Linked DNA regions of Homo sapiens: region 2 is linked to region 1. The links are chromatin contacts, found by Hi-C or POLR2A ChIA-PET in ENCODE. All regions are on one chromosome and are shown on one strand. Each heading gives the region's core, a stretch centred on a gene start or an enhancer-like site at or near the end of the contact. The rest is flanking DNA. Distances are from core to core; before and after follow the strand shown. Region 1 overlaps RAPGEF4 (Rap guanine nucleotide exchange factor 4). Region 2 overlaps MAP3K20 (mitogen-activated protein kinase kinase kinase 20).

Evidence for each region. A loop is a pair of places that touch in the nucleus more often than their neighbours do. ChIA-PET counts read pairs that join two places held with the same protein, here RNA polymerase II (POLR2A). Pooled maps may share reads with other maps.
Region 2: a pooled map shows a loop between it and region 1 (1.8-fold over the local background). The contact joins two enhancer-like sites. A Hi-C loop is called at or near these places in 1 of 50 pooled maps. POLR2A ChIA-PET finds 5 or more read pairs at or near these places in 4 of 52 experiments (A549, BJ, OCI-LY7 and 1 more).

What each region holds. Positions count from the first base shown.
Region 1 is chr2:173,046,389-173,054,048 of GRCh38, reverse strand. RAPGEF4 (Rap guanine nucleotide exchange factor 4) reads right to left here. Exons shown (of 31, transcript NM_007023.4): 30 at 5,395-5,449; 31 at 1,156-2,409. The coding sequence ends at 2,282. Among named protein-coding and RNA genes, the nearest start is that of MAP3K20, 26 kb to the left of the region's middle. Within about 2 kb of position 4,673, at least 26 of the 41 ENCODE cell types and tissues checked have a DNase peak (open chromatin) inside an H3K27ac peak, as active enhancers do.
Region 2 is chr2:173,180,034-173,187,693 of GRCh38, reverse strand. It overlaps MAP3K20 (mitogen-activated protein kinase kinase kinase 20), which reads right to left. Exons shown (of 20, transcript NM_016653.3): 4 at 4,739-4,840; 5 at 71-136. Among named protein-coding and RNA genes, the nearest start is that of MAP3K20-AS1, 98 kb to the left of the region's middle. Within about 2 kb of position 3,258, at least 10 of the 41 ENCODE cell types and tissues checked have a DNase peak (open chromatin) inside an H3K27ac peak, as active enhancers do.

The sequences.
Region 1 (7,660 bases), core at 3,424-5,923:
AAGTGGAACCTTTGCAGCTGACATTGAGGTCTATCAGATAGTGAAATACTGAACGATAATGATTTCAAGAAAATTTATTCAGTGACCTTCTTTTATTGTCTAGTAAATCCCAGACACTGCACTTGCCTCCAGAGGCAGGTGTAATACCGCAGAAAACACCGCCTCTGGTTCTGGGGACCCTGAAATTTTATATGAATGAACACAGAGAGGCATTTGCCTGCTTTGGCATTTCTGAAAGTGGACTTTAATTGTGGGATGTTAAAAGGGATTACAATAGGACTTCTCAGAGCCTTCAGTGTGAGTGAATACTGGGAATCATTTCTATGAATGGGGTATATTATGCAGTGGTCCCCACATTTATTTGAAGATAGAATCTTGGTTTTGTTTTTGGCTTTGTATGTGTGTGTTTGTTTTTGGAGGGACAATATGTGAACTTGTGAGACTAGAATAGGCTGGAACACACTCTGGAAAATGCTGACTTATTAAAAAAAATAGAGGCATGTCTGGAATTTAAAGAATTTTGGATATCTCTTCATCAAATATTTGCTAAGTACTTAAATCACTGAGAAATGGCATGAGGCCCCACACAAGGGAGCTCTAAAATCCAGTGCCCCTTCAGAGCAGCAATGCTCCTAATTGCCGAAAAGTGAACACAACAGACAAATGTCTGTCAACTGATAAATGGATAAACAAAATGTAGTCTATTTATAGAATGGAATATTACATGGCCATAAAAATAAATGAAGTACTGGTACAAGCTATAATATGGTCAACCTTGAAAACATTATGCTAAGTGAAAGAAACCAGACGCAAAAGGCCTCATACTGTATGATTCCACTCATATGAAACATCCAGAGTAAATCTGAAGACAAAGAAAGCAGATTCGTGGTTGCCAGAGGTTGGAGGGAGAGGAGAAGAAGAAGTGACTGCTAATGAGTTCAGAGTTTCTTTTAGGGATGAGGAGAATGTTCTGAAGTTAGATAGTGATGATGGTTATCTATACAACTTTGTAAATATACTAAAAATCACTGGATTCTGCACTTTAAAAGAATGAATTTTATAATATGTGTATTTTGTGTCATTAAAAGATCCAACACCCCACCATACCAAATGGTTACCCCTTTCATATTATAGGAATTGAGATGAACACAACCATTTCTTGTCGACAATTATATTTAGTGAAGATACTAGATGTTATTTACAGAAGATATACATACATACAATTCCTACACATTAAATGTAGTCTAATTGTGAAAACAGGAAAAAATGTACTTCAAAATTACGTACTAAATAAAATAAATAAAAAGTAATTATTTGGCACAGTATCTATTATGTAGCAAATAAATAACTCCATACCATTGATTGAATGAACTATTTACAATCTTTGAAAGTGCAAAACAATTACTGAAAATTAAGATATTTGTAATAACATTTAAGTCCAGAAAATATGTTTTCATCAGGTACAATAAATTTGTAGCCAATAGTAAAGGTTTTTAATGCCCAGGAAAATATTTCAATTTTGAAAAATGTTTTATGCATATTGTGCTCTTCTGAAATGTTATTTTCTACTTTAACGCTGGCAAATTTAAGAATCTTGGCATTTCTTAGTGGAATTCTTATGTATATAATCCTGATTTGTAAATTTTGAAAAGTTACATTGTAAACATAAATATTATTCTATATACATTCAGAAATTACAGACCAGTCCTCCCTAAATTACATAAACAGCCATAATGTTTCATAATAATGTGGTCAGGTTCTATTCCTTCAGAGGTAAGACAATGAAGATGGAAGAATACAACCTATAATTTGGACTTCTATAGATTCCTCAACACCTTCCCGAAACCCCAGGCTCCAAATCAAGATGTTGAGTTAAAATTTTATCCAAATCTATCCCATTTGTAGCACATCTCATCCCATAAACACTCTTAGAAAAAAATGTCAGGGGCTTGCTAGTTCTCTTGACAAGGCTATTTCTACCAAACTCTTCACGTGGGCCTTATTCAACACTTCAGCAAAGAAGATGGCACAAGTGGAAATGAAACAGGGTAGCCACAAACTGGGGATTCCTAAGCTAGAGTGTGTAAGCTTTAGGCATGTCAAATAATTCCTTCTCTTGCTAGGTAGCTGGTAAGCTGAATGCAGCCCTGAGGTGTCTCAGGATGTGTTTTTGCTTGTTTTGTAGAATTCTCTAGTGGCAATACAGTCAGTAGTAGCATAAATGGCATTTTTGAAAGATTGTGGACTGGAGACAAACTGTTGCTTTGGGCATTTGAAATGTCTATGGTCGACGAGGCTCTAATCTGTGTGACATCTGTGATAAAGTTCTCTGGTTGTCAATCACATTTAATTGCCGTACATAACTCCGGACATCCTGATGGTTCTTATTAGCTTGAGCTGCATCAGGATCTGTTGAAAGAGGAAAGGGCAGAATTGGCATTGTGTAATATATGTATATAAGATACAATCTTACTTCTCCAATTATTTATTACATTTATCATAGGTTCCTGGGTTCCCTCAAGACCTTTCAACACACCACAATCATTGAAACGTTTCCACTTGGTTGTTCCATCTCCTCCTTCCTACCCTCCAATTTTCTTTTCTTCCCTGGAATCACCTCTTTTGATCATTCTCCTTTGAATTGCACGTTGTAAAAAAAAAATGGCACCAAATTAAAAGGGAAGCATGTGTCTGATAGCCCCTGGGTATAGATTAAAATTGTTTCCCTTTCCAGAGGTCTCTGTGTCTCACACTCTGTGTCTCTGCCTCCTTTGATCCAGATGAAGACTAATGTCAAAAGACAGTTTTTATTAGCCCCTCACAAAAGCGCTTAACATCTGGGCCAAACTGAAGCAAGCCAGTGAGACTACAGAGTCCTGACTCCCCTCTTTACTTGCACACAGTATACAGCATTACTATACCGACTGTATGTTCTTAGAGACTGTCCATATTCAGAAAAAACCCAACTCACAGGCTGAAGTTATGACTTCTGCTAGACGTTTGATTCTTTAATGCTATCTGCTCTGAAAACTCAGCTACCATTCTATTCTGATGCACATCCCAAGCATGTGAGCAACTGAGGTTAACCAATTTAATGAAGATCAGGGCTGAATGATGAGCCAATGCACTCAGCCCTCGCAGGGAACATACATGAATAAGGAAAGCCAGACCAGAAGGTGGTGAACTGGAAACACAGGTCCCTCTGGAAGTGATGACCTGGCTTCTGCATGTTGCTGCCACGGGGAATCTGTGCCTAGAGTTGCCAGATCTTCCTTTTTTTTTTTTTTTTTTGTTAAGAAATGGGAAATCTGGATTTCTTCTTCGTGAATTCTCCCAATTTTAAAATGGTGACATTATTTCAAAATAAAAGGGAAAAAAATGCTCTCTTTAGACCCAACACCTCTGTGGGCCACCTCCATTTCAAGCATCACTGGGTAGGGCCTCTGGTCTAAGGGGACACCCGGAGTGGCAGAGCCAGACCCTGGCTCCTGACCGGGGTTTCCACCACAGTACACTGCCTTCTGCAGTCTGGTTGCTCCTGCTAGATCCACACAGCACTCCCAAAGACAATTAGAATGCCATCTGCACAAGGGGTGAAGGGGAGTGTTGCAGGTCTGAAGGCAGAAAAGCAGAGAGAAGACATACATGCCCCTGCCCCCTGTGAGAAGAAACTCATCAGTATAATTATCACATAGAAATAATACCACAGCGAACTGCAGAGCACATTGTGTTTAATTTCCTCTGCTTCTCACTGGCAGTGTACTCTACACGTACAATATACTGTAATTACATTGTACACATTCCCACAGTGTTTGTGAATCTATTCCTATAGCTTTATCTATAGATTGTTGACTTCAGAGCTGAGCAGCTGTTGTTTACCAGCAGTTACTGATAACTTCAACAAATGCAGTGGAGTTTTTTCTTTTTAAATACATTTTCCCCTTGGCTTCTCTAGGAGGTGACATAGAAGAATGCAAGATTTACTTCCAAAGAAGCTCATAAAACAAAGCATATTATTTTATGGTTCTTGAGCCTCACTGAAAACCTTCTTAAGGCTATAAACCCCCTCAGGCACACACGATTTGGCATATAATTTCAGGGTCCCCTTTTATCCCCGCTGCTGGATTTGGGATTATAAACTCCGGTTGTAACTGGTGTCACTTATCTATTCTTGTTTCCACTTGTACAACTGCTTTATGATCACATCTTTAAACACAACGTAAATTAATAGATGAAAACACATGAGACACTTTAATTCTGGCTGAATCCACATAAGAATAGTTGATGATATTGCAAGACTATTCACATTTTGGAAGTCAGAGAAGGCACAGTCATTTGAATCAGTTGCTCCCCAAATCAATGTCATTTTTCTTATATTTTTCCTCCCTATTCATTAAAAAATGAACATTTAGTAGTTCTGGTGTCCCATGTTAGCAAATCTGGCCATGAGCCAGTCCTGCTCTAGGAAGAACAAACAACTCTGACTAATAAAACAAGAACATCATAGTCTCTTAGCACTCGGTTTATTGGAGGAGACGGTACTGGTAGCCTCAGATTCATGTCTATGTCATAGTATCATATTGAGTTAATGAGATAAATTTCTTCAAGTGAGTCATACAATGAGCTTAGCAAAAACCTTTAGTGTTCACCTTCTCATTTCCAGACCAGATTGAGGGAGCCAAAGCTCCACCCCCACCACCAAAGTCCCAGCCCAGAAGAAACAGTAGCACTGGTCTAGTATGACCATCTGGTGCTATGATGCAACTTAACTCCCAACAGACTAAAATTGTTATTTATTATTAGTAATTTTTTTATATTAAAGTATTATACCAGTTCTTGTGATAGATGTTCAGATTTTAAAAGAGCACCTCAAATTCATGTGGGAATACTAGAAATATAATATGAAATCCTGTTTTTGGACCTTTTACGAATGTGCTATAAACATTAATGCATTCTTGCAACACCCTGAAAGACAATAAATATTATCTTTCCTGGTTTATAATTGACTGAACTGAGTCATCAAGGGCTGATGTGAGTTTCTCAACATGGAGCAATGAGTCATAAAGAGAGTTGGTTTGAGGCAGGATTTGTTGGCAGTCGTACTTTAGTTGTCTCCAGCTGCACTGGATAGAGCAAATTAAATCTCTTTAAATTCATTCACAAAATAATATTCCTATGGTGATTTTCTAGTTTCACAACAATGTAAATATGTTCTAGTTTAAAACAGCAAAAAAAATCTTTAAACTCAAGGCCCCTATCTCATGGAATTCATGGTCCAAAGTGTCTCTGACACAGTCAGATATTTCCCAGGCTCCAAGGGTGTCTCAATGGCCTCATTAAGAAGACCTTAATCACCAACATCTACATTGTAAGAGGTGGCAGCACTTAACTTACTGAAGGGTTGGCTCCTGTAGTATCTCACTGTTCTGGCCGTATTTGCAATCATGCGCTAAAAGGAATATAGAAAAAAGAAAGATAGAAATTCAAGTAAGCGTAGAGTACAATCCAAAAAGGAAAACAAACCATTTCTGCAATACTTGGTACCATGAGAAGTGACATGTTCTGAGATGTTGACTATCTGAAGGCAACTAGCTGATGTATAACTTGTTTAATTATTTCAAAGGGGTACCCACATACATACAAGGCATTTTCAGGTAAGGAATATTAATGGCATAACTCTCATAATTGTTGGCATATTCCCCATGATGTAAAAAACATCTATCATGCCTGAGACTGTACATTAGTGCTTTTTCACCATCCTTTCTTGAGGTTGCCATGAATTTGTAAGAGAATCTGTAACTATCCTAGATGTGGAGAAGGGTTAGCTTATCAAGTTCCTCACAGTAAATAAGACTCACTAATGAGGTATGAGATTTTATTGGCTGAACAGCAAGTCAAAATATTCTACCTTCACATTTTTGCTACACACTCTGTATTACTGACCTCTCTAATCTTCCAGCAAAAGTTTGCATTTTAATGTTAATCCTGATGATTTGATTCCCTCCTTCCCTCCCTTCTTCCTCCTTTCTGATTATAACACTAACATATACACATCTTAGAAATTCAGAAAACAGGCCAGGTGCAGTGGCTCACGCCTGTAATCCCAGCACTTTGGGAGGCCGAGGCGGGTGGATCACGAGGTCAGGAGATCGAGACCATCCTGGCTAACACGGTGAAACCCCCTCTCTACTAAAAATACAAAAAATTAGCCGGGCGTGGTGGCAGGCGCCTGTAGTCCCAGCTACTTGGGAGGCTGAGGCAGGAGAATGGCGTGAACCTGGGAGGTGGAGCTTGCAGTGAGCCGAGATCGCGCCACTGCACTCCAGCCTGGGCGACAGAGTGAGACTCCGTCTCAAGAAAAAAAAAAAAAGAAATTCAGAAAATACAGAAAATGTTAAGAGCAAAGTAAAAATCACTTAGAATATTACTTCACAGAGTAATCTTGTTAATATTTCGGCATATAGCCTTCTTATATTTAAAAATATATAAAAACATGTTTTTAAAAGATTTGAATTCATATAGTACATACATATTTTATTTTGATTTGAAATTTTTCACATTGCATTGTGACTATTTTCCATGCCATTTGCATTTTAAAACATTTTTTAAAAAGCATGTATTCAACCAAATGGACAGATTATAATTGATTTGACCTTTTAAAATTTGGTCACTAAGTGATCATCTTAACTTCTTTGTAAAGTTTTGGTTGCAATAAAGACTTAAAAGGGAATCTTTTGTGCTGAGCTCAATTAAAAACAAAAGAAAAGAGAAAAGAAAATGGACAGAAACAGAGACTCCTATCCCCTGGGGAAAAACACTGATGAGACCTACGCTCCATTTCTTAGCCAGAATGTCACGGTATTTGAACAATAGCTGGCACTCCTGGTCACTATGTATGTTTCAGGACACTTTACTGCTCAGGCTCTAAAGGGGGTCCTGTGGAGATAATAGATTAATTACAACACTAGCAGAAAATTGATAAGGCTCCACCCAGGGAAAGAGACTCCCCGATCTCTGAGCAGCTATGTAATTCTAGTCAACCCTTTCTTCTCTCACGGACCCTTGGCTTGCCAAAGTATAAGAAAATGACTTTGAGAAAGCTTACATAGTGTAAAAAAAAATCATAGATGAGTCAAGGCCTTACAAATATATTATCTGCAAGCATCATAATACCTCACTGAATACTACTGCTTTGAGGACTCTAGCAAGCCTGAAGTGACATGTACCTGCATTGGATAATTTCGCACACAAAGAGGCAATTGGAAAAGTTAGAACTTCACTTCATCAAAGATCGTGAAAACTGACACATCCATCTGTTGATCAGCATGAGAAACATATCACAAATCCCTCCCAGAAAATGTAACGTACAATGTATAATTAGCCCTTGATATATGGAGCCGTGAAATAAATAGTAACTATGATAACTTCCCTGCTAATTTACTTTTAAGTTGTTTTTTCACTTCTCTAAAGGCTTTGCATCTGAAGGGCACAAGTATATTCCATGTAGAATTATTGTAATTCTTCAGATATTGAATGGAGTGTAATTACCGAAAACCCTGGGAAATGCTGCCAGTATGCCCCTCTGAAGAATAATAAAACAATTAGCAGGGGTCAGAAACCTCTTCCTATACCATTTTGTAGGGAGTAATTGTTCTGCTTT
Region 2 (7,660 bases), core at 2,009-4,508, 140 kb before region 1:
TGCTCATTTCTACATGCAAGTGTATGTAATTTGTAATAAAATAGGTAAAATAAAAACATAACTACATTACCGTTTCTTGACTTGAGGTCTCTGTGAATCACCTTGACAGGAGCCTCCATATGTAAATAATGCATTCCTTTTCACACAAGAAGAAATAAAGGCCTATTAATATTTTTCAACATTACATCAGTATTACCTTTCATAGTTTTTCAAAGAACTCAAGAGCAGAAACTAATTCACATGTCTTATTCTTCCATGACTGATAAAATGAAAACAGAATATGTCTACATTAGTAACATGTATATGTGAAGTCAAATTTATAAGCTTTAATCTCTTAGAGGTTGGAATTTGACTGTGGGTAAATCTAGCTTCTTACAATACCTAATAAGGACACCTTAATTTTCTGCAGTCTGCATGAAAATAGCACAGTAACCACTGAAAGGAGGGCTCCACGACTAAGGTATTCCGCTACCAACTACCTTCTAAATCTGCCAAAGTTCTGAGTAAAATTTGTGGTTTTCATCTGGTTGTCTGCAGGTACCCAACTGCAGATTCTGATGTCCAGTTACCGAAGTTCTGGATGTCTATGGTTACCTGGCTGCAGCTTGGCTTTTTCTCAGTACCCATTCCAACAAGACCTGGGAGTGGATGTGGGGTAGTGGTGGGGAGAACTGGGAGGACTGATTAGTTACGGTTGGTAAATAATTTTATGATCTTCAGATAAAAAAGTATACAGTAGTTACAAAGTATTTCATTCCTTTTACAAGGATAAATCTTTGAGATAATCTGTATTTCAACATACTCCAAAATTCTTTCCATCATATTTATAGAGCTTTATTATTTTGAATATAAAATTATACTTTAAAGACACATTTTATGGTTACCACCTTAGTAGTTTTTGACTCTTTCTGTATTTACGTATTGTCTACCCCTTTAGAATAAAAAAAGGATGATTTTCTACTAAAATATATCCTCTTTATTTCTCAAGTTGTTTTTTCTAACTAATGGCAGAAATAGCCTCCCCCTCACCTCCAAATCAAATAGGCTTCTTTTTAAAATGAACAATGCATTGAAAATAATTTAATAAGAGGCTTAGGCTTTTTAAAGCATATAGAGAGGTTAATTTTTAAATCTTTATTCTTCTATTTTAATTATGATATATTGAAGAATCATGAAAGGACAAAGAAAATTTAAACTCTTGCCTTTTAATGATATCACTGAATGATATCACTGAAGAGTCAAGTTAACACAAGTATTAGTAATTATGTGATCTTAAATAAGATGTAACTGGGATAAAGGAAATTTCTCTTCTGATAAGAAGTTCTACATCCCTCAAACTGCAAAAATTCAATAGTTACAACTTGGGTAGCATTTAATAATCTATATGACTGGATTTCATAGTTACCTCTCTCTTGCTTTAGAATCAAATTCCTGAATAATTTTTCAGGTAGAATCTGTATAATTACTATTACTGGTAGAGATAGTTTCTACACTTGCTGACAAGTAAGGATTTCAAAAAACAAGACTCAAATACAAAAGCTTTAAATATAGGCACTTTCCTTCCTCATGGAAGATTATAAGAAAAAAGTACCATAAAGTATTAGTGTACGATGCATAGTATACATTTAAATAATATTTCATATAAACAATAGTCATCACACACACATAAAATTCTATTTAATGTTTTTGTAGATCCATCTATAATTCTGCCTTATATTTATTGCAAACAATTAAGAAGGCTGAAAAATACTTTCATCAGGTGTACATTCAGGGTTTCCTTAAAAAAAGAATTGGCAGGTGTAACTGAGGAGACTTTTGGGGAGAACTGGAATGAGTGGTGACCATTTTGAAACTGGATTGGAGTTTATCTGCTTTAATTGTTCCTTTTAAGCATTGCTGATTAGCTTGCAGCAATTTCAGATATACTTGCTGGTCCACCCTCCATTATCCTCACATCTAGAAAGAAGAGAATCTTTTTTGTGAGAAGATATTGTCTCAACAGCAATGATGCTGAGCAATGCCTATTTTAAAATGCATGAATCAACCTTTGCTTAAAATATTCATTCTCTGATTTCTCAACATATCATTGCTCCAGTGGATTCAATCATAGGTTAAACTGAAAGGTACATAGCTGAATTTGAAACAGAATCAACAAAAATCAAGGCTTCCTACTTAATCTCTTAAATTCTTAAGTTCTACACCCAGCTTATCAGAGAAAGCTGAAGTCATTCCTAAAGCCTTGATTTTTTTTTTTTAATGGGCCATCTTAAAGGATTTTTAAATGTTAAGTATTACTTGCGTCCATAAACATACAAGCCTCTTCTCTGCCTCACTCTTCTCACCTGAGGTCAAACACATTAGCCAGACAGGCAAAAGGGATTTTATTAATCTGCAGTTTTGGACACCATCAGTGGGTCCAATCCCATTCTCTCCTTCCCTTTTTTTATTTTTTTGAGACAGAGTCTCACTCGGTCGCCCAGGCTGGAGTGCAATGGCCCAATCTTGGCTCACCGCAACCTCCGCCTCCCAGGTTCAAGTGATTCTCCTGCCTTAGCCTCCTGAGTAGCTGGGATTACAGGCATGCGCCACCACGCCTGGCTAAATTTGTATTTTTAGTAGAAACAGGGTTTCTCCATGTTGGTCAGGCTGGTTTTGAACTCCTGGCCTCAGGTGATCCACCTTCCTCGGCTTCCCAAAGTGCTAGGATTATAGGCGTGAGCCACCGTGCCTGGCCTCTCCTTCCTTATTTTTAACTCTGGTACCAGTTTGCTACCTAATTTTTTTTTTTTTTCTAGACTGAGTCTCACTCTGGCTGGAGTGCAGTGGCTTGATGTTGGCTCACTGCAAACCTCTGGGGTTTGAGCGATTCTCTTGCCTCAGCCTCCCAAGGAGCTGGGACTATAGGCGAGTAGTGCACCACCACGCCCAGCTAATTTTTTGTATTTTTAGTAGAGACAGGGTTTCGCCTTGTTGGCCAGGCTGATCTCAAATTCCTGGCCTCAAGTGATCCACCCGCCTGGGACTCCCAAAGTGCTGGGATTATAGGCATGAGCCACTGCACCAGGCCCAGTTTGCTACCTAATTCGATTCCTTCTCTTCCTTGCCCTTCTGATGCAGAGCACTAGCACTCTTGAGAAAACACCAAGAATGACTCAGCTGATGTGGAGCCAAGAGACTTATCCCTCAGTCGGGATGATGTGGCATGTGGTTAAGGGGGTGCAGGGAGAAGAGTTTCCCAGGCTGGGAATCAGGGATGCTTAAGTAGAGCACAGCAGGAAGCAGAGTGACTGATGTTAGCTGTTTTGTTTGCTGTCTATCTATTCTAAGTGCCAATAAAGTAATAACATGGGTGTAACTGGCTGAGCACCCTAAATGCAAACGTGTGTAAGGTGATGTGCTGTAAGTTAAGTACTACCTATATATGCATTTACATTATTTAAGGGTATTTCCACAATGCTCAGGCAGCCTCCAATAAAGGCACATCACCTTGCTTACAGAGAGCTGGTCCTTGTGTTCTACTGACATACAGAGAAGTCACTATGATATTACATGAAAATATCTTTAAGAATATGAAAGTTTAAGCATGATTTGAGATGCCCGATGCATCAATACACAATTAAGCAAATTAACATAAAGTCTCAGGTACACCACCCTAAACACAGAGCTTATTATTTTTATAATGTAATGAGGCATCATTCAGCAGCAGCATCTAGCATGAAACTCAAAAAAAATTTTTTTTCACTTTCCCTATTTGAAGAATTTGGTAGGTGTTGATGAAACTTAAAATAGACAATTCCCCAAAGGAAAGACTGCTACTTTTGGAAGTCACACAGTGAAATCAACGTATGAGTTGCTCCCCTTACTGAGTGCTAAATCACATTATATTTGCTTTGTAAAGAGATGCTTGTAGAGAATGGAGTAGTAAAATGTAGAGGAGTTAATTGCCCCAGGAAAATTCAGACACACTTTGTAGGGGTTGCTAGAATACAAATATAACTATCGGTGTTCATTATTTAGATGAAGTTGTTTCCAAAGCAACTCTGACAGTTATAAATAAAGCCCAGAAATGTTCAGTTAGGAAAATGGAAAAAAAAAAGATAAAAATAAATGAAGTTTGAATTGCTTTAGAAAGCATTCATCTATGCAAGAATGTATGAGAAAAAAGACTGGGCACTTTGTTTAGGGGTTTGGTGTATTAAAAATATTTAATTCCAACAGCGATGCCTAAGTAAGTTTACATTAAATGTAAAATAAAATCTGAATTGCTTTTACATGGCAGGACAAATAAAAATTTTTTTTGCAAGTGGTTTCTATTTTTAGCATATTATGTATACAAAATGAGTAGAACTAATCCTACAATAAATCATGTTTTCTGGATACTGAGTCTAAGTAGAGACTTTCAGAACAACAGAACTATGATTTTTCCATTTAATGTGTCAAGCAAGCTAGTCAATTATAATATCACAAAACATGACAAACATGTCTGCCCTGAAGCTACAACTAGATTTCGTGGATAGAAATAAAGTAGAGTCTTAAGAGGAAGATAAAAGGAATTCAGGAGTGGAAAGGCAATGACCTAAAATATTATCTGTACCATCAGCTGTGGAATTCTTACTACTTTTGGTCTGGAAAAAGAACATCTAAAGACAGAATAAAACATTTTCTGATGTTAAGTCCCCATTTCAGGAGGGGAAAATGCACCCCACTAATTCTATAAGAATATACCAAATATTATTACCTTTGGCTACATCAGTGGCCCAGGTCATAATGTGATCCATATCCATCTCCTCACTTCTGTTACTGTTAATGTAATCATAGAGTGATCCCAGAGAAGCATATTCTATTTTAAAAGGAAAGATAAGCATATAATTAAAATCAAGATACATTTCAGAAATAAGACTTTATATTTTCATTGAGAAAATACATTAAAGAATTTAACAAAAGACATCAAAAATATATAAAAAATTGTTCCATGGTGTGGTTTCTAAAAGTTAATGTCATCCAGAAAAATATCTGTCAAACAAAAGACAGTAACTTACAATGAATAGTAAACTTCAGTTGAGAATCAAAAGCCATTTAGCTGGAACTGAGAAACCCAAAGAGGTGTTGGAAGAATAAATTTGAAACAAAGGTATGTATATAAATAGGTATTTCTTTAAAAGTTGTTATTCTTATGAGATAGATATTAAATGCATAAATCAGACAGCTTAATGACAGTGTAAACAAATCAATTGTTGTCACATAAGGACTTAGAAGAGCTCTCAAAATTTAAGCACAGAAGGTCAAAAAAGTGAGAAAAATCCTTTAAAAATGAAGTATAAATTACATACCACAAACTCACCTGCAATAAGTATATTATTGGATGATTTTTAGTAAGTTCATAAAGTTGGGCAACCACCACCACAATCCAGTCTTAGAACCTTTCCATCACTACAAATAGTTCTCTTGTGCCAGTTTGCAGTTAATCATCACTCTCACACCAGCCCTACAATCTGCTTTTTCTCTCTACCAGTGTGCCTTTTCTGGATAGTTCATATAAACAGAATCATACAAATTGTTCCTTGTGTCTGACATCATTCCCTTAGCATAATGTCTTTATTTCTTTGTTTCTTTCTGGAGTCAGGGTCTCGTTCTTTTGCCCAGGTTGGAGTGCAGTGGTGTGATCACAGCTTACTGCAGCCTTGATCTCGGCTCACTGTGGCCTCCACCTCCCAGGCTCAAGCAATCCTCCCACCTCAGCCTCCCAAGTAGCTGGGACTACAGGCACATACCACCATGCTGAGGCTGATTTTTTTTTTTTTTTTTTTGGTAGAGATGAGGTCTTGCTGTGTTGCTTAGGGTAATCTCAAACTCCTGAGCTCAAGCAATCCCACCTGTCTCAGCCTCCCAAAGTGCTGGGATTACAGGCTTGAGCCACTGCGCCTGGCCGCATAATGTTTTCAAAGTTCACTCAAGTGGTAAGCATATAAGAAGACTTCAATTCTGTTTTATTGCCGAATACTATTCTGTTGTATGGATATACTACATTTGGTTTATTCAGTCCCCAGTTGATAGATATTTGGATTGTTCCCAGTTTTTGGCTATTACGAATAATGCTCCTATGAACATTTGTGTACATGTCTATGTGTGTAAATATGTTAATTTTTCTTGGGTAGATTTCAGGGACTGATATTGCAGGTCCATATGGTAAGTTTATGTCTAACTTTTAAAGAAACTATCAATCTGTTTTCCAAAGAGGCTCTACCATTTTATATTCCTGCCAGCAACGTATGAGGGTTTCAGTTTCTCCACATCCTCACCAACATTTGATATTGTCTTTTTTTTTTTCTGAGAAAGGGGTCTTGCTATGGTGCCTTGGCTAGTCTCAAACTTCAAACTCCTGTTGTCAAACAGTCCTTCCCTGCCATCCTCTGCCTCACAAGTAGCTGGGATTACAGGTGCATGTGACTGTGCCCAGCAGTATTGTCTGTTTTTTTGATTATGGCCATTGTAGCGGGTATAACACTAGTGGTATCTCACAGTGCTTTTAATTTGCATTTCCCTAGTGACTAACAAAGTTGGGCATCTTTTTATGTGCCTATTAGCCCCTTTTATATATTCTTAAGCAAAATATCTATTCAAATCTTTTGTCCACTTTTACACTGGGTTGTTTTATTGAGTTCTAATAATTTTTTTTAGTTCTAGATACAAGTCCTTTGTCATATATATGATTTGCAAATATTTTTTCCCAGTTTGTCATTTGTCTTTTCATTCTCTTAAGATCATGTTTCAAAGAGCAGAAATTGTTAATTTTTATAAATTCCAATTTCTCAATTTTTCTATTATGGCTGTGCTTTTGGTATCATTTCTAAGAACTCTTTGCTTAACCCCAAAGCATGAAGATTTTCTATTTTTCTTTTGAGAGTTTATAGTTTAACCCTTATACTTAGGCTTATGATCCATTTTGAGTTCATTTCATTTTTATGTATGGTCTGAGGTGTGGCTCTAATTTTTTTTTTTGGCATATGGATTTATTTTTGAGACAAGGTCTCACTCTGTTGCCCAGGCTTGAGTGCAGTGGCACACTCTTGGCTCCCTGCAGCCTCAACCTCCTGGGTTTAAGCAATCCTCCCACCTCAGCCTTTCTAGTAGCTGGGACTACAGGTGCACATCACCACGCTGGCTAATTTTTATTTGTATTTTTTGTACAGATGGGATTTTGTCATGTTGCTCAGGCTGGTCTTGAACTCCTGGGCTCAAGCGATCCTCTCACCTCAGCCTTCTACAGTGCTGGAATTACAGGTGTGAGCCACCACACCCGGCCCTGGCATATCAATTTCTAATTGTCTCAGCAATCAAAGGCTGTCTTGGCATCTTTGTTGAAAATCCATTGCCAATCAATGTGAGGCTTTTTCCCTAGAATTTTAATTGTGTTCCTTTGGTCTATATCCCTGTAGATATTGTGCCAATATTGTATTATGTTGATTACTACAGATTTATAAGTTTTGAAATGAGGCAGTCTAAGTCCTCAAAGTTAGTTCTTTCTCAAAATTGGTTTGGCTATTTCTAGGTCTTTTGCATTACCACGTAAATTTTAGGATTGGCTTGTTAATTTCTAAAAAAAAGTCTGCTGGGATTTGGATAGGAATTGTGTGGAATTTATAGATCATTTTGGGGAGAA